Regions from separate parts of the Homo sapiens genome. Here all the other regions are linked to region 3. The links are chromatin loops, found by intact Hi-C in ENCODE. Cell type or tissue: sigmoid colon. All regions are shown on one strand.

The links. Peaks named below come from ENCODE experiments on the same cell type or tissue, not always from the same donor. Only the 100,000 strongest peaks of a DNase experiment are listed, where the experiment ranks them.
Region 1: a loop joins it to region 3, with 4 times the contacts of the local background. A loop is called at or near these places in 15 of 110 quality-filtered maps.
Region 2: it touches region 3 in a loop (3-fold over the local background); 5 of 110 quality-filtered maps call a loop at or near these places.

Annotation. Positions count from the first base shown.
Region 1 is chr6:40,583,316-40,591,315 of GRCh38, forward strand. It overlaps LRFN2 (leucine rich repeat and fibronectin type III domain containing 2), which reads right to left and starts at 4,049. Exons shown (of 3, transcript NM_020737.3): 1 at 3,626-4,049. RefSeq lists silencers at 4,222-4,321, 4,412-4,481. In sigmoid colon, a CTCF peak has its summit at 4,376; a DNase peak (open chromatin) is centred at 4,316; H3K4me3 peaks cover 1,796 bases; H3K27me3 peaks cover 6,571 bases.
Region 2 is chr6:41,062,090-41,070,089 of GRCh38, forward strand. APOBEC2 (apolipoprotein B mRNA editing enzyme catalytic subunit 2) reads left to right here. Exons shown (of 3, transcript NM_006789.4): 3 at 2,012-2,802. OARD1 (O-acyl-ADP-ribose deacylase 1) reads right to left here. Exons shown (of 6, transcript NM_001329686.2): 4 at 7,987-8,000; 5 at 6,752-6,864; 6 at 2,683-5,348. The coding sequence ends at 5,246. Among named protein-coding and RNA genes, the nearest start is that of OARD1, 6.3 kb to the right of the region's middle. In sigmoid colon, a CTCF peak has its summit at 4,941 (motif pointing left); a DNase peak (open chromatin) is centred at 4,922; H3K27ac peaks cover 1,706 bases.
Region 3 is chr6:39,977,322-39,985,321 of GRCh38, forward strand. LOC102723789 (a long non-coding RNA gene) reads left to right here. Exons shown (of 6, transcript XR_001744112.1): 6 at 2,771-3,020. Among named protein-coding and RNA genes, the nearest start is that of MOCS1, 47 kb to the left of the region's middle. In sigmoid colon, a CTCF peak has its summit at 3,918 (motif pointing right); DNase peaks (open chromatin) are centred at 2,340 and 3,890; H3K27ac peaks cover 328 bases.

The DNA of each region.
Region 1 (8,000 bases), 610 kb after region 3:
AATGCTGCCCATGTGCCCCTTCCTAGCTTCCTGTTACCAGTCCCACCCAATTATGTGAACCACAACTGCCCTGTTTCTGCAGGTTCTTAACACCCCTTTTCTCAGAAGGCACAGTGTCCACCTGCCTGGCCTGTAATCACTGGTTAACTGCAGTCCCACATAAAACTGACCCGTGAAAGTCCACCTTTAGTGCCCTGATACCTGAGTATAATTATATTTGACATTTTAGTGACAGTCTTAAAGAGAAAGGGTCACAAATATAGCTGTGAGTGCTAAAGGGCTTGTCCAGTTTACAAAGTGCAGTCACACATGCTGCTGTGCCCTTCCAACAACCCTGGGGGATGACCATTAGCATCCTGTCTCATCAGTAAGAAAACCAGGCCCCTCTCTCAAATTGGATGTATCCCTCCCGCTACTACACAGATAGGACCCAGTTCAATCACAACCCCTGCCCAGGCCCCACAGAGCTGTATCCATTCACTTTACCTGGGCCTCACAACATTCCTCTGAGGTCACCCTTGGGGGAGTGGGCAACAGAGTCAAAAAGAGAAGACTGGGTGCTGGCGGCGGTTGGGGGGGTATTTTACATTCAAACCTCAGACAGGAAAGGGTGGCTGGTGATACTTGTAAAATGCAGAGCCCCACTTCCTGAGCAAATGTGCATGGCCATAAAAATCCAAAACAAACAAGAGAAAGGGAGGGAAGCAGGTGCCAGGGCCCCAGAGGTGAAATTTGCTCCTCAACCATCAATTCTCAAAGTTTTCTGGAGGGCTTTCTGGAGCCTTTTAACAATCAGCTTATGTCTGATGGCATCAAACCCTCCTGGCAGCTCCCTGGACAGGGGGAAGTTGGCTGTACTATCCTCCATGTCTCTGAAGAACTCTCTCTCCCTTCCAACCCTCCCTGTTTCCACTGAAGACTCTCCCAGATCTGAAAAGCGGTTTGGGGACTGCCAGGAAAACATCAGGTCATAATACATCTATTGGGTACATGCTATTATTTTATTTTACCAGGTCAAAACACAAAGACTCACATTGTTAACCAAGATATGGCAGAGCCAGAATTTGAACCCAGGCCACCCAAGTTGAGGTTTCATTCCATTATATGACAACTCTATCCCTTCAATAAGTTGGACCCTAAAACTCCACCCCTACCCAAAGGAAAATCACAAAATACTCAAATTGTTGTTGCTCTTGTTCAGAGTCCAATTCCACTTGGCCATCCCAGGTTGTTTATTGCTATATGTCTCTGCTTCCAGTCTAGCAGCCTCCCCCATCAGACTGTGAACTCCCTAGATGCTAATATCTACCTTAGGAAAGGGGAGTTTCTGAAAACAATTAATTCCAATTTCACTTCTCCACTGTCCCTGGGTAGACAGACCCCACGCCAGGAGCTTATAAGCCTCTATACATCCACCCTGCAAAAAAGGAGAGCAGAACCTGCTCAACCCCACAGGCTGAAGAGGCTTGGCAAACTGGCACTTGGAGGCCAGAATCCCTGTTTTTTTTTTTTCCTTTGGAGCTGAAGCAAAGATAAGAAGAGCAATTCCTCCTTCAGTCAAAGAAGGACTCAGTTGGCCAGAAGGCTGCCTGGTTTCCCCGGTGGCCCCACCCACTCTGACTGCATTTTCTTCCCATCTATCTTGCTTCTCCTCCTCAGCCTCACCTCCTGGAAGCTCCCAGCTCACCCTCTCTCAGGCCAGACTCCCCAGCTTCTCACGTTTCTGGGCCTGAGCAAAGAACTGGCACTTCACAGAAGAAGGAGCCCTGAACCCCAGCCTCCAGCCCACAGCAGGCAGGCACCCAGTTCTTCTAGACAGGAGATGGAACTGGGAGCCAACCTTCCAGAGGCTGAAACAGAAATGCCAAGTTTGCTGTTTGCATCCCCAGGATGAGGGCAGGAAGATAAATAATTACATTCCTGGTCAGGAATTAGACCAGAAACTCTAAATTGAGGGCTGGGCAGGGGGCCTGAGCAGAAGCATGTGAGGAGGCCAGAGGGAGATGCAACTCTGCACTCCCAGCCAGAGTCAGAAGGGAAAGATGACATTCCAGCATCAGCAGAAGGGCCCAGGCAGCTGGCATGGTCGGCGGAGGATGACGGCTCCAAGTGCAGGCCTTTTGGAGCTTCTGAATCCTCCCTACAGGACTCTGACCCCCTTCAGCCTCTGATGTACCCCACAAGGAAATGACACTACCCTCAGGGCTCTGCTGTGTGTGGCTATATAAAGCTCCTGCCAGAGGGCAGCGACCAGACCAGGGCACAACCCCAAGACCTAGTTCCCTTGCTCCCCACCTTGAGTTCCAAATCGGCCCCCACACAAGAATAACAGCCCACATAGAACCTCTAGCCCTGGCCCCTGGGAACTTCACAGCCCAGGGAATGGCAGTTTCCTCCCTAGCTTTGCTCCTCCCCAGCAGCAGGGGGTCAAATTCCTGAAGCTTCCCCCTCCCCCAGTACTAGAAGGCCAATCAGGCCATGGAGGCCACAGCTGCCACCTCCCTGAAACATACACATGCGTACACACACACACGCGTACACACACACACACACACACACACTCCATTGTGGCCAGGGGAGGGGGTCATCATCTATAGCCATGCCTGTAACTCCAACTCAAGAGTGCAGGCTCTGACATGTTCCCTGTCCCTGCAGGTGTCTGTCCGTCTGCAGCTGTCTGCTGTCGCCGGGTGCATTTGGCAACAGTCTGGCTCAGTCCCTCTGCGGTCTCCACTCAGGCTCTCTTCTCCCTCCTGCTCTGGTTTTCAGAGGCTCTATCTCCCTAGAACTCTCTGTCTCTGTCCTTTGTACCGGGCTGATGGGAAGACGAGTAGGACACCTCCCTCAGAAGGTCTGTGCAAAGTAAGGCACTGTCCACCTCGGAACGGTCTACTGCTCTCCCTCCTCCCTGCCCAGGCCAACCTTAGAACCAGGGCAGGGCTGGGTGGGAGACAGAGACCTAGGAACCCAGGCATGGCTAATGCCACTTTCCATATTGCTTCATCATGCCATTCTGATGCCCCAAGCTGCACACACACACAATCCCCCTGATCTGCTTTCTGCCTGAGGCCAGCATAGGGTCCCTGAACCTGCCCTACCTGCCCCCACAAACTGCAACCATGCCTTCCTTCCTCCCATCCGCTCTGCATCAACCCTTCCGCACTTGGCTTTACCCCACCCCACCCAGTCCACAGAGCTCAGGGAGTCCCCGGCGCCCCCACCTAGCCCCCAGCAATGGCTCTAGCCAGGCCTTGCATGTGCGGAGATGCAACAGAGTGGTCTGGCGGCAAAGTTCTCCTGCTGTTTTCAACGGTTCCATCCACCCGTGGCTCCCCGTCTCTCCATCCGGCTCTCCAGTCTCACATGGACCCGGCTCTCCCCGCTCCCCGCCAGAGTTTCACCCCCACTGTAGGAAATAAAGACTAAAGAAAGGAAAGGAAATCTCTCGCGATAAGGATGGGCGAAAAGAGAAGGGGGTGTCCGCATGAGCACCTAGGATGCGGGGAGTCTTCAAGAGAAAAAGAAAGGGATGCAAAGTTCCCGGTTCCCTCGGGTGCGTTCAGCCCCGCGCCGAGCTCCCGCGGACACCCGGGATCGCAAAGACGCAGCGCCGGCGACCACTCACCTGGGCGAGGCAGCATCTACCCCCGGCTGGGTGGCACCGAGGCCGGCTCCGCGGGGCGCCCGGGCTCCCCGGCTCGGCCACGCATCCTTCCCCGCCCGAGACAGACTCGAGCTAAACCCTCCGGCGGCTCCGGCGAATGCAGGCAGATGGTGGCCTCGGACGTCCACGCGGGGAAAGCCCTGAGCCGCTTATTCAGTTATATCCATGGCATTTAGCAAGAAGAAGGGGGGAAAAGCACAACTTGTTCTCTTCTCTTCCAGATTAAAGAAAAATAATAATAATAATCCCTCCCTAGGAGGATGCCGGTAGGATTTTCCGGATCGAAGAACCCCAGGCATTCCCAGGAACCTCGGGCATCTTGGAATGTGGGGTGTCTTCAAGTTCAGACGAGCCTGCCGGGTTGTGTATGTGTGAGTGTATGTGTGTCTCAGCGAGAGGGAGCCAGGCACTCACACCCACACGCACACACAAACACACTCCCCCGTACTCCCCGCATGCACACTGCCCCCCACGCGCGCGCGCATACGCGCGTACCCGGTTTCTCTCTCCGCTCCACACACACACACACACACACACGCACACACACACACACACGGATCACACGCTCCAATCTGGGAGGGAGTCGGGCGGGCTGCGGAGACAGCGCAGGGCCAGCAGTGGAGAAAACCCAGCGGCCAGAGGCGCCCAGGAACCCGGCGGCCGTGCGCACCGTCCCCGCCGAGCTCTCCGGCGCGGCAGCCCCCAGTGGCGAACCGCGGAGCTGCAGGAGCCGAAGGCAGCCTCTGCGCCCGCTGCCCTGCCCGCTGCCGAGCGCACCCGCTTCCGAGACGACCAACACCGCCGCGGAAACCAGAGGGATTCACGGTCCTGGCAGGGGTGGCGCGGGGACGCACGGTGGGGCGGGAGTGGGCTGGGGCCGCAGTCGCGGAGGGAGGTGGGCAGGCCGCGAGCCCCGGAACCGGGAGGGCGGTCTCCGCGGTCCAGCGGCACGGGCAGCCCCTGCGGAAGGCGAGCCGGGCGGCCAGGGCTGCACCTCTGCAGCTGGCGACGGCGCTGCCACCTCACGTGCCTAGCGCGCCCTGCAGCCGTCAGCCCGCCGCCTGCTGGAGGAAAACCCGACCGCGCCGGCCCTAGGCTGGGAGTGGGGGCTGGGGCGATCGCGCCCACCCAGTCCTGGGGCCCAGTTCAGATTCTCGAATCCTGGTAAGGGACCTATGAATAACGAGCGCCCCGTGCACGCACACACACGCACTTTGACTTTTCATGATTATTACAAGAATCAGTGAAGGGTGCAGTGGCGCCAAGTGTTTGCACAGCATCTTTACAACTCTTCACTTGTTTGATCTTCTCAGCAACCCTCATTTGATGTATAAGGAAACTGAGGCCCAAAAGAGTAAAGTGACTTGTCCAAGGCATGTGGTAGGTAGCGGAGACCCTACTCAAAGCAGACTGTGAGCTCACAGTCAGAACACCCAGGTCTGGCCAAGGTCTCGTCTTTGGTTATCCTCTCGGTTCACTATAAACAACTAGTTACCAGAAAGGTAGGACCGTCCTCTGCCTTACTGGACTCCCCAAGAGGCATTTCCTTCCTTCTAAAGGAAATGAAATTTTGAGATTCCTGTTGGTACTCCAGCTGGTAAATCCAGGGGCAGGAAGAATGTCAATGTTGCAGTCCTTCTCTTCTCTCCTGGTGGCTAACACATCCCGTGCACCTGTCCCGGTTACCCACAGGGAGGCACATGTTGCATGTGGATGTGTCTCTGCAGCCCAGGATTGGCTCGGCTGGATACATCTGTAACATACGACCCTGTGTCCTCTCTACACACATGCATAACTGCAGAAGCCGAGGCAGCTGGTCCTCATGTGTGCACCCTCCACATGTGCACCCCGGGAAACTGCCAAACTGGCATGCTGCATATCCTTGAAGACAAGCCTCTCCCTGCAGGAATTCTGGAAAGCCTGGTGGGGGAGGGGCATGGCCAAGATGAAACTCAAGGTATATGGGGTGGGCCTTGGAGAGAAGGGATCTAACTCAGGAGCAGGGAGTGAGGGATAGAGGTAGGGAAGAGTCATGAGAAGGAAAGTAATGAGGAAGGAAGAGGTGAGTAAAAGGAGGTGTGGAGTAGAAACTGGGGAGGGCAAGTAGGGAAGAGGAAGGGGAAGGGAAGAAGGAGGGGAGAACAGCAGGGAAACTGCCTTACTCTTTGCTTACCTGAGGGCTTGCCTACTATTGGCGGGAGCTCCCAGGAAGAAAGGCTTAGGAAGAACCACAGCCTGGGCTCAAGCCTTTGAATTCTCCCAAGGGTTGGGGGCAGTGGGCTAGGTTATCTCCCCTAACCCTCAGTCACCCATGAGACAACCAGAACGGAGTGGCAGGGATAGGACCAAGCTGGCACCAGAGTAGAAATGGAGCTGCTTTTAGAAACCAGAAAAGCATTAGAATGATGTGAATGAGGGATATAGGAAGGATGGATCAATCTCTGCTCTAGAGTGAACCCAATACTCCATCAAGAAGTTTTCTCAAGTCAGAAACATGGATATTCCATGAAGAGCCAAGACCTGGGTCATTGGTAATTCTGAGAATTACTGGTTTATTTTTCTAATTACATTTGCCCCAACATAACCTGAGTACTGTGCTGGGGCACAGGTGGCCTGGATGCTCACCATGGCTTTGTATTAACAAGCAATGTGACAAGTCCCTTTTCCTCAAAGGGTTTGGACTGTGCATTTGCTAAGAGCCTTTCCAGCTCTGGGAACCCCCAAGCAACCTTGACAGATGGAGCAGGATGGGGACCACATACATCTTGAGAGGCCAAGAGAACACCAATCTACAGTCACCGTTTACCATGAAAATCCCCAGAAGATAATCCACACTTGGATCATGAAAAGGTGAAAGATGGTGGATTTCTTGGCTCCTCGAACAAGCCCACAAGGACTGAGTTAGGGTCACTAACGTGGCACCTGGCTTCCTGTACTGGTTACTTACCTCAGAGTTGAGCCAGGGCTTCCCAAAGAGGTGATCCCATCATTCCAGAAGGGGTTGGGGAGTGAAAGCCATTTTAATAATGGGCATTTTGATTCTTCTTCGTGTTCATTCTGCTAAATAACCCTGTGATGAACATCTTTGTACCTAAGTCTTTCCCCACATTCTTGTTTTTGTGCTTAAGCTAGACTCCCTGAAGTAGAATCACTGGGCTGGAGGGTATGAACATTTTTAAGGTTCTTTGTACATACTTTTTTTTGTTTCAGTTTTAGAGCCAAGGCACTGAAGTGCAGGGCAGATAAATGATTTCCCAGAGAGCTCCCAGCAGGTGCTTAGGGATATTTTCACACACCCTTTCATGTCTCGATGTGGTAGAGAATGACTGTGCCTTGTGCTTTAGGCTGCACATCAAGGCAGCACTCCATCCTTGAATATAACTTCAATACCCCCAGTAAGAAGAAAGTTTGGGCTCCCTGCCACTCCCAATCAGGACTCGCCTTCCCCTGCAGGCCATGCCTGCTCTCCTTGACACCCCTAACCAGCCTTACCCTGTTGTCTGTATCTCTTGGTTTGTTCACTGGACTATAAACCCCAGACCCCTTGGCACACTTCTGGGCACATGGTTGGCTCCCAACCCTCACTGGCTAAATGGAATCACAGTGTCTGATCAGAAGAGTTCCCAGGAGGGTTTGAGGTAGAGAGGCACTCAGCCTGAAGAGAAGGCTGATTTGGCCTAGGCCTTTATAACCAATGAAAAGACGCCTTTGCAATGGATGATGGTGAGTCTCTCTTCTCTGTATTCACTGAGTATGAAAAGGAGAGGAGACTGGCTTTTTGCAGTGAAGTATTCTGGTTTGATGACAGGACAGAGCCCGGTGAAGCTATGGAATCCCAGGGTAGGGACCATTGAACCTGCTTCACTAAAGAAGGGGTGCAGTCTGTAATCCCAGGGTGTGCTAGATACACTTCTTAGAGTTTCCCTTGGCTCACTGTGGCCTGAAGAGTGACTTTGTGGGCTGGGGAATAAGAAAGATCCTGGACAGTTTCATAAGGTCTTGGGATCTCCCTCCACTGAGTCTATTCCATGGACTGGATGCTGGGAGCCACTCCTGAATTAGCACCTCGTTCACTGAGCTTCCCCCAGGACCAACAGCCAGCCCAACCCCAGTTTATCCACAGGCCTCAGCCTTAGCCTCACAGAACTTGGACAAATGCATCCTCAGGAGCTGAGGGCCCAGCACCAGGGTGCCCTATCTGGAGATGAAGGGTGACGTCTTTTATTTCTGCAGTGTCTTCTACCTCTCCTCCCTTCCCAAATGCTGGATTAAGAAGAAGCCAAAATAAATTCTTATTAGTATGCATATGTATTCCCAAATTCCTTAACAGAATGAC
Region 2 (8,000 bases), 1.1 Mb after region 3:
TTTGTATCAAAGTAACTTTCCCCTAACTTAGAATACTCAAGGTTGACAGGAATCCTAAAACTTTCATGAGGCAAGATGACGTTCTTTGGTAAGATTTAGATGGTGCAAGCACCTGCTACTGAACCACAGCAGAGAAGATACTGAAATCCTCTGAGTATGCCCCTGTGTACATGTCAGGGATTACTAATTCCAGACATCTTCTAGATGCCTCACTCCCATATCCACTGGCAATCTTACCATTCCATTTTTCTCTAATGAATGTTTTTTAGTCCTTCAGGGACAATTTTTTCACTTATGGTAATTTTGAAATTCCCCAAATGGACTGGTATTTAACTTGTTTTAAGCCAGACCTGCTTTCATGTTTTCAAACAAATGGCTACACTTTGAAGGAGACCAACAATTGCTGTGTGAAAATACAATACGGGAACATTTTCCTTATGTTGAGAAGACCTCAGTAGAATTCATGGAGGATGTCGAATGCAGGAATGGGGATAATATAGCAACAAGCTAGTCCATGCAGGAACATTTAAAGAGTTAAAAAGACATTTGTAAAGTAGGCAGCAGCTCAGAAGTAACCTCTTACAGATATCAAGAGGTGATAGGAGAAAGATTAGCTATTTAAGCAAATAATTAGGACACAATTAAGGCCAATTTGGCCTCTTGCTGAGGGTAAATTAAACTCTAACAGAAACAGGCTAATTACCCTCAGGAAAGAGGGCTAAAGGATCCTTTACTATCTTTTTTACATTTAGTCTGATTGAGTTTGCGCCTACAGAAATGCTATGACGAAGCCCCCTTTGCAAGGCCCCAGTTACTGATCAAAATCTTCCAGTAATAGAGGAGGGGTACTCACGACACTCTTACCCAACTTTAATCCTGCAACAACTCACATATTACTAAAACATGAAAACAACAAGCTTCCATGAAGATAATTTACTTTTGGTCTCTCTCACTCCTAACACCCTTAAGAGAAGATGTCGCTTCATAGACACGTTTAGGAAATATCAATGTTCCAGAGCTTGATGTTGGCAGGTGTTTTCTATTAGACATGCACATGGGCACCTGATCATTCTCAAGCTGAGCATTTGCCAACCCATGAAGATACAACTTTCAGCCATTTCTTTTAAAAAGCAGGACCCAGTCACTGAAGTCAGTGAGCCTATGATAGGGTATACTGTGTGGTACTCTGCTCACATAAAATAAGACACTTTATAGTGGTGAACAGTAGTCAAAACAGATTTCTGAGGGTGCCCTCTGAGAATATAAAATTTAACTTTTAGAATTCCTTGAAGATTTTGTTAGTGTATGTACTATCACTGTAATTATAAACCCAACATAGATTCTACAGACTAACCGGCAGCTTAAAATTTAACCCCAGTATATTTTCCTTTCAGACATCTTTCAGAGTCAAGGGCCCAGGTGCCTAACTAGCAAGTCCTTAGAGCTTTTTTTTTTTTTTTTTTTTTTCAGTGATTTCAAATATAACTGTATTATCTGGACCCATTAACATGCTTCCCTGTCTTCTATTTGAATTGCTCATGTTTGTGAAGGGAAAGGTTAAGATATATCAAGTTAAAAAAAAAAAAACTGGCATGAGATAAGAGTGTAATCTAAAAGCCCAAAAGAACAACCCTGCTTAATTAAAATAATCTTGAGAAATGAGCATTTGTTAAATAAAGTGTCTTATTTTACATACTTATTTCATCTTTCTTTTTTTTTTTTTTAATGACAAAATAGTATTTAATCCTATATTTAGTCAAAAGACCAGAGTTAAACCAGATCTCTTCTGGGGCTTTTTCTGTGTAAACCACATCAAAACATGAACGAAAGACTGGCTTCTGGTTTAGTCAATCCTGGTAAATTTACCCAATCCTGCAAAGGAAACTATGGAGGAGAAATCCAGGGACTTGTTGGGAAGGGCACACAGAAACCTTAGTTCAAAAAGAAACTAGTCATTGTTCGGGGCCAGCAGAGCTCTCAGTAACACATTTTCTTTGTTTGTTTTACCAAGGTATTCCTGCTGCCACCAAGAGACAGCAATGACATGTACAGCCATCTGGGACATGCCTGTCTTCCTAATACCATTTGGAGCTGGACAACATTTGACACCAACCAATCATACTGGACAAGGCCCTTAGAGGACTTGAAATATACTTCTCATGCTGTAGTTTATTTAGGCTGTGACTCTCTCTCTAATGCTGCTCTCGGGAAGGACGAAAGTGACCTGCAAGGAGAGAAATGCAACCATACATGGGCTCCAGTCAACTATGGGACTGAAGGTCCTAATTGCTCACCCAAGGGGGCTGCTTAACACAAACAGCCTCAGACCCGAGGTTTAGATTTCTGAAATATGCATTTTATGTTAAGTTGGGTATTTTTTTAAAAAAAGAAAAACAGCAACATTAATAAAAGAAGTGGTGTGTTTTTCCCGTGGCCAGATTTTTAAGAAACTTGAACATCTGGAAGTTGCCACAGACAAGCGAGCTAGTCCAGACACAGGGACACTCCAGGCTATGAACCAAGCCATGGTTAAACCAAGACTTGCCTAGACAATGCAGAATAACTCTCCCATACAGACTTCTTACGACAATCAAGTGAGGGCCTTTCCCTTCTCTGAAGGCAAGTAATAGGGCAGAAGGTGGAACAAAAAGCATGAGAAATCTAAGGTAGCCACATCCCAAATGCCAGTTAATAAGCAACTAGCTTCTTTATTAGAGAGGAGCGGGTGAAAAGTAGTAGTTTAATGTTCAGATATACAATCATTTAAAAGTATTCAATACATGGTGTTTGATGGTAATGGCAGGATGATGTCAAGTCTCTCTTTTTTTTTTTTTAAAGGTTTGTTTGAGTCCTATGTGGAAGCAAAAATTCACAGGTGAATTTCCGGGTGTTTGCCAAACTCTAACTAGGTTTCCAGGAATAATGTGTTCACTCTGATTACCAGGGCATGCCTCCTTTCCTCAGGCTTCAAGTGTGATAAGTCGTCGGAATTTGACCCAAGACTACTATCGGCAAATGACAAAGTGCTTTATCACATTCCTGCTAAGTCCCAGAATTCCACTTACAGCCAATCCTGAATGAGACTAGGTTTTGTCTAAAGAATCAAGGCTCAAACGCCAAGAAAAAAATAATAATAATAACCATAATCTCTTTAAAAGTAAAGGAAGCCTAGAAAATCCATGTTTTGACTTGTGTTAAGGTTTACAGATGGTACTCAATTTACAATGGTTTGTCTTGCAATTTTTGGACTTTACAACGGTGCAAAAGCCATACACATTCAGTACACCCTTCAACTGAACTCAACTTAAGATGGGGTTACCCAGACATAGACCTAAGTTGAGGAGCATCTGTAATTGCAGAGTTAAGCAAAATATTTTAAGTTTCTTTAAGTTTCTTATCCCCCACTCTCACTTTCAATTTTGTGTATTTAGATAATCTCTCCTTCCTTTTTCCCTTCAACTTTATGTGGACAAAAGCAATGCTTCAAGAAAAGCCTCAATCTAAAAGTTTGATAATGAACTTGACCCTCCACTGCCCCTACCCCAACAACATGAAGAACTTGTCTGTTCCACCTAGAAATACAAAAGTGAAATACTTTTTTGAAACTGTTGCCTCTTATCAGGCTGATATGTGATAAGAACACAGTCTAAAGTACAAAGATTATATTTAACCAGTACTTTCCTGGTGTTTTAACCAGCCCCTTCTAAAATACAGTTGTTCTTTTATACTTGGGAAAGCAGCAAGTCCTGTGACAGACCCAAAGTCACTCTAGGGAGAAAATCAATAGCAAGTCTGGCTGTTTTAACTCTCAACACCACTGTAAGGGAAAACAAGAAAATGTCTAGTTTCCCGAATAGCTCTGATACTGAACCATTGGCTAAATCCATGAACTTTATTTTCCTACCATGACCACAATAGACGACTGGTCTTTGCAGCTTCGGAAGAAAAGAGGACTAATATTTAGACCCCAGCTGGCTGCACATCCAAATCTTCTATGGAGGTTAAAAACACAAAAGTGGCCATCCCACTCCACCACCAAATTTTTTTTTTTAATTGAGATAGGGTCTTGCTCTGTTGCCCACACTGGAGTGCAGTGGCACAATCACAGCTCAATGCAACTTCAACCTCCCAGGCTCAAGCCATCCTCCCGCCTCAACCTCTAGAGTAGCTGGAACTACAGGCCTGCACCACCAGGCCCAGCTAATTTTTAATTTCTTTTTTTTTTGTAGAGACAGGGTCTCGCTATGTTAACCAGGTTTGTCTCAAACTCCTGGGCTCAAGTCATCCTCCAGTCTCAGCCTCTCAAAGTGCTGAGATGACAGGTATGAGAATTTTTTGAGAGGAAGTGGCCTTTATTTTTTTAAAGAAGACTCATAAGGATTTTTGACAATCACTGATTTATTGGGTCACTAGTCTGTGCTAAGTACTCTGCCAGGCATTTAACATACATTATTTCACTTGTTTTCATGATTAAATTCAGGCAGGTTCAATCACAGAAACCATGCAGTGGACAAAAGAGAGAAAAAGTTCACCATGAGGAGATTCTAAAAACCTGCCTTTTGACTTGTCTATTTTTATCTCTTATTTCTCACTTTGCTTCTCCTCCCGCTTGGACCCTTTGTCTGACTGTTTGAAATTAAGTTGCAGGTGAACCCTCCATTACCCATGTCCAGAACAAATAGACATAAGCACAGAACCTCACTAACTCCCCAAATTTTTATTTTTCCATTTTTATCACCACAAATTTCTTGGTAACAATGTAGAATTTAATTTTGTAATTAAAACAAAAACTCTCCCCTAGGAGGAATCTGATGACATAAGGATAACACCAAGTTATGTGCACAAACGACAAAAAATGCCAAACTAACTGGAATGATCATCCTTCCTGAAATTTCTCTTAAAAAGCAGAGAAGTAGAACCAATGCTGCCACCTAGTGGCCAGCCAAACAAATCAGGTAGCATACTGGAGAAAAAGGTCATAGTCCCGACAATCTGGTTTCCCTGCCTATTATCAAGCCACCTAACTCCTTACTTTTCCACAAAAAAACACAACCACATATCTTAAGCAAGCCCTCCTCCACAGTCATAATCCAAATACTTGAATACAGCAACCAAAGTCTGTCTTGTTAAACACACTACTTCTCATGAAACTTTCCTCTGCCTATTTTAAGGTAGGTTTGCCCGGTCCTATGGCCCAGTAGAGATGACACAGGAGAACACGGAAACATCCAAAATGTTCACTGGTTCAGAGTGTGTACACAGTAATTTTGATGTCTGTTGCCTCAAATACCTCCTCGATCATCGCAGATACATTTTCCCATTGCAGACGATCAAGACCACATCCAATCCTGAAAAAGACAAAATATCTCCATTGATGGTAACGAAAGTATCTAGGAAACTGCTCCTCTCTTTTAAGCTATATCCACTCAAAGCATAAAAACAAATAATCTAGTCTGACACCCTTATGGGCAACCATGGTAGGAGTTTGGAAGTCAATTCTTGTTGTGAGTCACCGAAGACCATTCCTAGACAGCTCTAACATCCAAAAACTATCACTTCTGTTTGCCTAATAAGATACTACTTTCCAACTATTTCATGCTACATTTAGAAATGTGTAACTGTCATGACATTAGAGACTCATTATCCCTCTATGACTACTGACTAAAATTGGCTGTGGATGGATGGTGAAAGGTTGGTATTTTAAAAATGCACTTATGGTAACAGAATGTTAACGAAAGTAAGGAGAAGAGGAATGAGGTACAGGATCTGCAAAAAAGAAAGTCAAGAGGGAATGCTGGGAAATGGTAAGATAGTTGCAATCCAGGAGTAAGGTCTTTGCAACACCCTGGTAAGAATAAACTCAGTCCATAAAACTCTACTACTTGGCACCTTCCAAGATGTTACTCTAGTGATCCTCAACACGCCTAGGGAAAAAAGAGACCTAAAATTGGTAATTTCATGTCATAATGTGATAATTAAGTCCATAAGGAATTGTGATTAAAAAAAAAGTTTCTGATATGTATGTACACCATAAATATATCAAAGACCAGTGTAAAATAAGGGACATTTGAGGCCATATGCAAAGTAATGTGGGGCGCAAGATAAAACTGCATGTATGCTCAGCATTGACTCAAAACTACCAGGGTGACAGGAAGAAAAGAGGTGAGGCCCATTTCCTGAAAAGAAAGCAAAGGGACTACTGAACCCTCAATGTCATTCCCTAAATTCCCAATAGCTAAAGTCTAAGAAGTTACATCAGGGACAGATCCTCTGGCTATTACCCATACTGACCAAAACAAGTGTGCAGTATAAAAGGGAATGATAATTTACAACTTTCTTGACGCAAAGTAATAGGTTTGGGAGATGGGAAGTGGTCCAAGAGGAAAACCACCATTGCTCAGTCTTGATTCTTTAGCTTACATTGCTTTAGGAATAAAGGCCAAGCTTCAAGCAGAGGGTGCTGAGAATTCAACAAATGTAGCTGAATGACAATGGTCGCTCTCTGCTAAGCAGGCTGAGGCAGATGTATATTTCAAGGTAATTGTCCTGATTCATTCAACTCAAGCTAGAAAATGGCTGTGCCTTAGTCTAAAGCCAGACAACTGGTTCACTGGTGGTTTTACAAAATTTTGACTTTTGTCCACCTTTAAATCTATATTTTGGGTTAAGCTTTTAAGTTGTTTGTCTTTGGGTAAGATAGTAAACCCCACCAATCAATTAAATCTCCATTTAGGACCATGGATTTCCTTGCCTGGGCATGGAGAGGTCAGTGACTCCATTCTTCAGACAATGAGACTTCATTGCCTCTAAACTCTTCTGTAAGTTTTCATAAGTTGGCTTGTGCGAAGCCCTTTTCTTTGTAATCTGAACACAAAGGATTCAAACTTTCATCATCCCAAAATGATAGCCAAAGAAAAGTCATCACATTCCCCCAACATCCCAATAATTAAAAGAGTAAGCACATTTTTATAGAATTAGTCTAGAGCAAGGATGACAAATGTCATATTGCCCTTTCCACACTGTTATGGGAGACCTTCAAGAAAATCCACTAAATAGAGGCTGAGAAACCCAGACTCTGCCACGTAGCAATCTTTCCTTTTCCTAGGAAACCCATGAGATTAGCAGATGATGCCTATTGTCAATATTTTTAAGCAAGGTAGGTGAAGTCTCTGTGCCACTTCCAAGAGATAAGCTGCATATCTCTAACAGGGAAGAAAGCATACCACCTGAAAATTCCCTGCTAAAAGCCTCTACTTATTTAGAAACTGTGCTTGCTTGCTTTTTGTCTCTCTACATAAAACAACAGAAAAAACTGGTAGGGTCCCAAAGTAAAACCACTGGAAGCCACATAAGCTTTAAGGACAGAATTCAAAGGGGCTAGGACATCTCCCCACTCAGTTTGTCATCCAGATCAGGCTTGTAGTGGGTTAGCTGTAAGCTACCCACCACCACCACTAAGGAAGCCACACCCTTTCAGGGACCAAATGCCATCCTGGACTGTTGAAGAACCCCACATTCAGGCAGTAGTTAGGAGAGGAGCTAAGTATTATTTGGGACTGCACTTATTATTTTTTGTTTTTATTCACCCCCTTGCTATCAGTGTGCTATTTGACATGGAATAAGAGAAAAGCTCCTTTGGGAAATCTGTCTCTTGAGACATTATTGTTTTTATCTCACTCTGCCTAGGAAATATAGTATGGCAGGCATTCCTAACTTTTGCAAGTCTTAGAACAGGCCTATGGTACATGATACACGACTTTCCCACAGAGCTGGGATGCAGCCTCACATTTCTTTCTAACCCAGTGCTCCAAGTAGCCGCCATCACTGGACTGGAGTTGTCATAAGATAGGAAGCTTTTTGACATTCTTAGTTGTCTAGAATAGAACATCATGATCAACACAAATGCAGTGCAGCCCATCTGTTCACAAATCCTTAAAATGTATTAAGAACTGGCCCTGAAAAAAAAAGGAATTGGCCCCATCTTACCAAGTAATATATAT
Region 3 (8,000 bases):
ATTTCCTTGTCACTCTGCCAACCTACTCCTTTAATCCCCCATCTCTTAAGATGGCAACACTCTTCACTTTGGAGTCACTCTGGATTTGTCTCATGATTCCCTGTAACTCATGCCCGGTTCTTTCACAGATTCTGTGGGTTCTACCTACAGTCCGTGTCCTGCACCTGAGCCCTTCTCATCACTGCCACCCTCCTCGCATGAACCCCCACTTCTCCCCAGGATTTCTGCAACAGCACCTGCATTGGAGGCTCTTTTCTCTAGTGATCACATCACTCCTGCTGAAATATTCCCTCTCCAATGGCTTCCCATTACACTTAGAATTCAAATACAGCTCATGAGGCCCTATGTGCACCCATTCCCAGCTTTCCACTTCCTACCACTCCTCCTCTCGGTTAGTTCACACAGCCACACTGTCTTCCTACCTCAGGGCTTCTCCTCCTGGAGTTGTTTTGAGATGGAGTCTCTCTCTGTCACCCAGGCTGGAGTGCAGTGGCGTGAGCTCAGCTCACTGCAAGCTCCGCCTCCTGGGTTCATGCCATTCTCCTGCCTCAGCCTCCCGAGTAGCTGGGACTACAGGCACCCACCACCACGCCCGGCTATTTTTTTGTATTTTTAGTAGGGATGGGGTTTCCCTGTGTTAGCCAGGATGGTCTCGATCTCCTGACCTCGTGATCTGCCCGACTCGGCTTCCCAGAGTGCTGGGATTACAGGCCGCCTGGCCCTTGGAGTTTTCTTATTCAAGATATTCTCCTGGCTCACTCTTTTACTTCATTCAGGTCAAAGAGTTCTTCCCTGACCCCTCTTATTACTCTGCTTTGTTTTCATAGCTTTTATGACATTTTATTGCATTTTTTTACTATATATTTATTGTTTATATGAAAATTTTCTACACAGGCCCCAGAAGGAATTTTATTCCTCACTAATGTATCCTTAGCATCTAGAAGAGTGGCTGGGGCCCATGGCAGGTATTTAAAGAATATTTAAGGAATGGATGAAAAGCATGGGTTGCATTTAAACTGGGACTTGACAAGGTGGAAAGATCAAGGGCATCGGGGATATGAGGAAGTTGTTAAGAATATAGCTGGCCATGGATTCATAGGAAAATATGAAGGTAGGGAGGTAAGGAGGCTGAGTAAGCTGGGAGCTGGGAGATGGGTGGTGGTAGGGGTGGGTCAAGGAATCAATGAGTGGGTGTAGCAGAAGGAATGGGAGACAGGAACTTGTAGTAAAAGGGAGGCTGGAGTTGGATATTCTAGAGAAAAGAAGTATGAGTCAATTGAGTGATTATGAATTTTCTCAGAATGGTGACTACATTTTCCTCATCTATCTATCTTCTGTGGTCAGTATTGAGTTTGGCACATACCACTCAATAATTCATTGGTAAGCTGGGTGCTGTGGCTCATGCTCATAATCCCAGTACTTTGGGAGGCTGAGGCAGGTAGATTGCTTGAGCCCAGGAATTTGAGAGCTGCCTGGGCAACATTGCAAGACCCCGTCTCTGCAAACGAAAAAATTAGGCATGGTGGTGCATGCCTATGGTCCCAGCTACTAGGGAAGCTGAGGTGGAGGATCACTTAAGCCATGGAGGTCAGGCTTCAGTGAGCTGCAATCATGCCATTGCACTCCAGCCTGGGCAACAGAGTAAGACCTTGTCTCAAAAAAGTATTAGTCCATTGGTAAATGAAGAAACCCTATTTCCACCAGACTCTGGGGACACAGTTTTATTCTGGTTCCTTGTATTTCCCAAATGCTGCAATGAGAACATGTTATTCTTATGCCCTGTTCCTGTCACAGTCAATGCTTCCCCTCCATTCATTGCCACAGGGGACACCTCCCTTCCTCTTACAGGATCCTGGGCAATGCAAATCAGGCCACCTGAGGGAGATAGAAAACCTTGCCTGATGTTGCCCAAAAACTGGTGGCAGGATCAAGATGCGGCCACTTTATTGGTTATAATAGCAGGTTCAACTAGATTTCCTCAAATTCTCAATTTCTGATACTAAGATTTTAGACTTATTCTAAATGTCTCTGCAGGACTTATTTTTGAATTTGCACTTTCCAGTTTCTGCTATTTCTTTTCAACTACTAAATAGCTTCCTCCTTCATTGTTCCTAGAGTTTTGCATAGAAGATCCAGATTAACCCTCTAGGTATCTCCCCATAACCTTGACATTCTCTGTTCAGTTCTACTCAGCAAGCTCTTATTGCATGCCTACTCTGTGCTAGGGCCTGTGCTGGGTGCATGAAGTCTGCAACTTAGCAATGTTTAACACAGGCACCATGATGCAAGTAGAGAACTGAAATCCAGGCCTTCTTCTCTGTGGACCCGAGCCATTGCCTCCTCTCAGGCCAGCTCAAGTCTTGCCTCTGCAGAAGCCATTCAACTCCCTCTTTTTTTACGTTCTTTCCCAGGAGATGGGTGGAAAAGACAAGCCCAGCCTCTCAGAAAAACAGGGTGAAATCTTCAGCCAACAAGAGAATAAACATAATCTTTGGCAATCTTGCAAAATTCATGACCAAAAATAGACCCAAAGCAAAACAAACACATCCCTTTACTCTTTCACTCCTGACAATTAAAAGGAGACCAAATCAGTCTATTTCAATAATTTTGATTCCATATTACACGAAAGACAGGAAGTCATGTCCACCAAGTGACCTGAAAAATATGGACACTTTCTACTTTTTCATGGAGTTTTCACTGTATTCTTTTTGTTTCTATCTCTTTCTCCCTTCTGCCCACTCTTCCTTCCCCTCCCATCCTCCTCCCTCAGTTCTGTTCCAGGCTGAACATAGCATACAGCAAGTGGATGATGTCCAAGGCAATTCCTGGGTCTAGAAATCCATCAAGAATGATGCCTGGAGTCCAGATCAGAGGATCCTGAATCATCTGCCCTTTTCTCAAAGTGAGGAACAAAGCAGTGAGACTTGGCTCTCTAGTTGTTTTTCTCCTACCCAGCCTCAAACCTGGCCATGTCTCAGAATTAAGCACTGGAAAAGAGAAGAAGCACAACTCACTTTGGTGGAACTTCATCCAAAGTTGCAATAGAAATATTGTTCTTCTGACCCTAGGTTTGAAAAAAGTGGATAGAAGTTGGGGTATAGAAATAAGTAGAATTAGAAGTAGGGATGATTTTCTCCAATAGAAATATTTCATCAGCCTTTGGACTGTAGAGCAGAAAACTTTTGTCTTCATAGAACATTGAATATGTAAGAGAGCCAGTTGATGACAACTGCTGATAGTGAGGGGAGACGGTAGGGGCAGGGGGTGGGGATGATGTCCTGGTAATGGTAATAGCCAATACCCTTGACAATGACACTAGTAGCTCAGACACTAGAGGACATCTGGTGATGGTGGCCTTTTCAGCATAGATAACAATGTCCCCAGTATCTTACATGGGCTTTGGTATCTCATTAAGCAAGGAGCTGTAATATTTAGAGATGAATGCCAAAAGAACACATCATTCCAGTGAGTGAACATATAGTTGATAAAAAAATAAACATGGCATACATTACAGTCACCCAGATGACTGGAGTTGTCAACTGGCACTGACAATTTCTAAAATCACTAGGGAGGAATATGAGGGGGCTGAAGGCCACTCAAAATAGACAGTGAAAGATCCAGAGGAATGCCATGTTTGGACACTATTGCCATCCTATGTTTATACCAAGATGACGAACAGAGCCAGGAAGCACGGATGTACTGTTTTAGATGAAGGCCACAGAGGCTGATATGTGAGCACTGCTTGCAGGTTACAAAGCCTTATTCCCATGTAGGGAACTATGTTCATGTGCATGGCAGTGGAAGACTGGGGTCAAAGAGACAGTCACTGAGAGACCAAGCAGAGAATGGGACATTTCTGTCTTTTATAGAAGCTGTGCAGTGGGTGGCGGGGAAGAGGGGTGTTGATCCTGTGAGATGATTTCCAAAGGTTCCCACTAGGTGGAAGTGTTGGTTAGTACATGAGTCAGCAAAGGTTTCTCAATGAACCAATTTTTTTTTTTTTTTTTTTTTTTTTTTAAGGGCTGAATGGGAAATGCCACTGTCACAGATAAGAAGATGGGGGTGGGGAGTAAGGGGTAGGGTTGGTGGTCAGGGAGGCAGTAACTTGGTTCAAGATCACCAAGGAATAGCACTGTCCCATCCTCCCTTGCCTCAGACTTCTAAGGACAAGGCAATGAGCTCAGATTCTGCTTCCAGTTATTTTTAACTTCTAATCTCTACTTCTACCACTGAAAACAAGAAGTGCCAGTCTAAGACCTATTAGTTGTTTTGATGGAATAGAGAGGTTAAGGGTCTTAGACGGTAAACCCTGTGGCTCCCCATCGCCTGTGAGATAAAGTTGAAATGCCGTAACATGGCTTGTGAGACATTTTCCTGCTGCAGAATTTCCTTACTTTTACTAGTCTGTTACTTGAAGCTCCTTAAATTCTCCCATGATGCTTTTTGGGTTCTGAAAACCTATGCCTTTAATAGGTATTGCTTCTTTGGGAAGCATCACCTGACCTATTTATGGAGATTTGATCACCGTTGACTTTGTGGCATTCCTTTACCTAATCTGTACTGTGAAGGATTTAGGTCAGAGGTTGTATGATGGCCAGGGACCCAGAACCACCACACATCTTCTCTACTAAATCAGTCAGGACTCTGTTGCTTGTGACAGAAATCCAATTAAGTCTACCCTAGACAAAAAGGAAATGTTTTTGGCCTCAGGGAGGGCATGGGTACAGCTGGGAAAGACTGGATGAGTGACAGTTATATTTTCTGGAACATTCTCACCGATTTTTCTATTGCTTTGAATGTCAAATTCTTTCTTTCTTGTGAAAGACTGACTCTCTCTGGTGGGAGATGGGGTCCTGGCTGCTTTATGCTCATCTCTTACCAACTTCACTACAGGAAAGGTAAAGGCTCTTTACAACCAGAATTCAGTTTAACAAGGACTGACACTGGCAAAAGATGAGCATATGCTCAAAGCAGGGCCAATCATTACTGTTGCTCTGATTGGCTTATCTTGGGCCACTTGCCCACCCTATAGAGTGTGATTGACAATCTCACTCAAACTGCATGATTAAAGTCAGAATAGAGTTTTTCAAAAGGAAAGTGCTCTTACCAAAAGAAAAAGTTTTTCTTTTCACTGGGTAAAGAATAGTGGATGTCTAGTCTTCTGCTCCCCAAAGAGACATTTATAAAAAATGAAGTCAGAACTCAAAGTGTCTCTTTATTACTTGACAGATCAGTGTCTTAGTCCATTTTGTATTGCCATAAAAGAATACTATGGATTAGGTAACTAGGAAAAGAAACTCATTTCTTATAGTTCTAGAGGCTGGGAAGTCCAAGATTGAGGGTTTGCATTTGATGAGGGTCTCCTTGTTACATACCATGCCAGAAGGCATCACATGGAAAGAGAGGAAGAGAAGAGGGCAGAACTCATCATTTTATCAGAAACTCACTCTGATAATGGAATTAGTTTATTCATGAGGGAAAAGCCCTGAGGACCTAGTCACCTCTGTTTATACCCCACCTCCCAACACTGTTGCATTGGTGATTAAGTTTCCAACACATGAACTTTGAGGGATATATTCAAACCACAGCAGTCAGTGACATGTAACCTTCAATACAGAGCTCTGAATTAAACACAAGGCTGGGGTTTGAGGTTTTGGCACAGATTGCTACCTACCCTCCACACTCAAAGGCCATGGATTAGAAACCAAGATACTTAGCTAAAGAGAGCTGAGCTTCAAACTGCAAGCAGGAAGGAATTTGATGAAGACACTCAAATAATAAAGATCATGAAAAACTTCCTAGAGCTCTCATTCCAGTTGACAGAATGAGTGCGCTGAATCAGGACCCTCTTATAGGCCTAGTCCTTCATCAACTAGTAAATGAGACCCAACCAACATCTCAGCAATATCTTTAGATGCAACAGGTCTTCCTTGTGTGTTGAGTAGAAATTAAGATGGAGAGGGTTGGTTGGTGGGAGTGGTGGAAGTGTTTCCTCATCAACATTTACTTGCTTTGTGTTTTATCAGAACTGTGAGCTCAGGTTTATTGTCCTCACTCAAGGCTATAGTCAACCAGGAATGAGACCTGCTCCTTCACTTGGGCAAGTTCCTCCCTTCAAGGTAAACACTTAAGGCTGCTTCCTAGTACCACTGACTTTTATAAATTCCTGAGCCCAGAGAAATGGGCAGTTCTTCTGTTGGCTCTAGTCTAGAAGCTTCTGAAATGGATAAACCAACACATTTGGCCCAAGCTCATAGTCAGATATTGACCCCTCAATTTTATTTCTTAACTCAAATTGTTGCCTGCCATGGATAAACCTGGTTCACTAGAACAGTGGGTACCTAAAGTAGCACACATAGAATACTCAGTGTGAAAAATGTCCCAAACAAACCATATGAATCTTCTCCCTTTATTAAATTCTCTCAGATATTTAAGCTCCAGTAATGAACCCTTTATTTGTTGCCATGGAGAAAATAAAATCTCCCTTCCCTTGGGGAAATTAAAATCCTAGATAAATTAAAGGCCAAAAGTCACTGTAATTTTCTTATTTTGCTCAACCTAAGCTAGGGACAGTCTCACTGTGTTGAGTCTGCTTACTCCCCTAGCCCTAGCCCCACTCCTCATCTTTCTCAGATCATTTCCTGCACCTCTCTGCCCAGGAAGCTGGTGCCTGCGAAGTGCATCCTGGAACCCCCTTCCTAGCTGGCTTTTCTCTCAACAGGTTCAGCCAGTAAGAGACACTGATAGGAGATTGACAGGTGGGAAAAGAAGATGAACTATTTCTTCCAGCTTCCTTCCTGCTTTGGGCCACATTTCTGGCAGTGGCTCTGAACTTGAATAAGCATAGATCTGTTCAGCAGCCCCTATTCCTCAGTTCTAGCTCTGATGAGCTAAGATAACCCTATTTCCTCTTATGATTCAAGGGATTACCAGGTTCCTACAGATGCTAGCCTTGGGTGCCTCAACAACCTGGTTGATTCTCTTAATCCTGCCCACACCTCTGAAAATCCTTCCATTAAGTCCTCTTCCTTTGAACCATATGAGTTGCATTCTCTTTCCTGCCATGAGCTTGACTTAATACTCCCTATGTACCTGGCACCAGGAAGCCTTGGAAGAGGGGGCCCTTCTCCAATGGCAGCATCCTGGGATGTCTTCCACTGGAGGGGATGGAATTATTTTAGCACTTTCACTGTTAAATTCCAACCTTGAGTCTCATCTGTTCCACTTTTCCTAAGGGTAGTCTTCCAAATAAATGGTAGATAGAACCTATGGATGTCATAGCACCAGTTCTAGACCTATACCATCTAGGTACAACCATAGCATTTCCTAAACAAGCATAATGTTTCCAGAACACAGCATATATTGCTGTCTCTAGCCTCACATTGCTGTTGCCAGCTACAGACACTAACACAGATGCAGGGCTCTCTGGGCGAATTGAAGTAGACAAAGCAAAAGAAGAGAAAGTCTGGATCTGGGCTTCACTTTTATAGGATGCCAGTTGTGGTCTTTAATAATGCTGTTCACCAATATTCACCTTCTTCACTCCAGGCACATATTAAAAAAAAACACCTATTTCCTGGTTCCTGGTTGGTTTGGCTCATATAACTCATGAAGTCCAAAATGATGAGCAGAAATGACCGGAAAAAATGTCTATTTGGGATAGAGGATTTAGTTTTTGGTGGGAGGCTCTCCAGAGTGTTCTTTATGGGCATTATGACCTGGCAAGTTCAGGTGGATGCTTCACCAGCCTGAGTGGTAATGAGCAGAACACTCAGGCCAACCCCTTATGGACATGAAGCATGAGAAAGAAATAAACCTTTGAGCCACCAAAATTTGGGGGTTGTGTTACTACAGTACAATCTAGCCTATCCTGATATAAAATATTTTTTAACATAGCAGAAGTCCAGTAACCTCATTGACCTTTACCATTTGCTTCTCTTAAGCCTTTCAGAAGCCCAACTTGAATAACTATAGAAGCCAACTGTGATTCTGTGAAATAT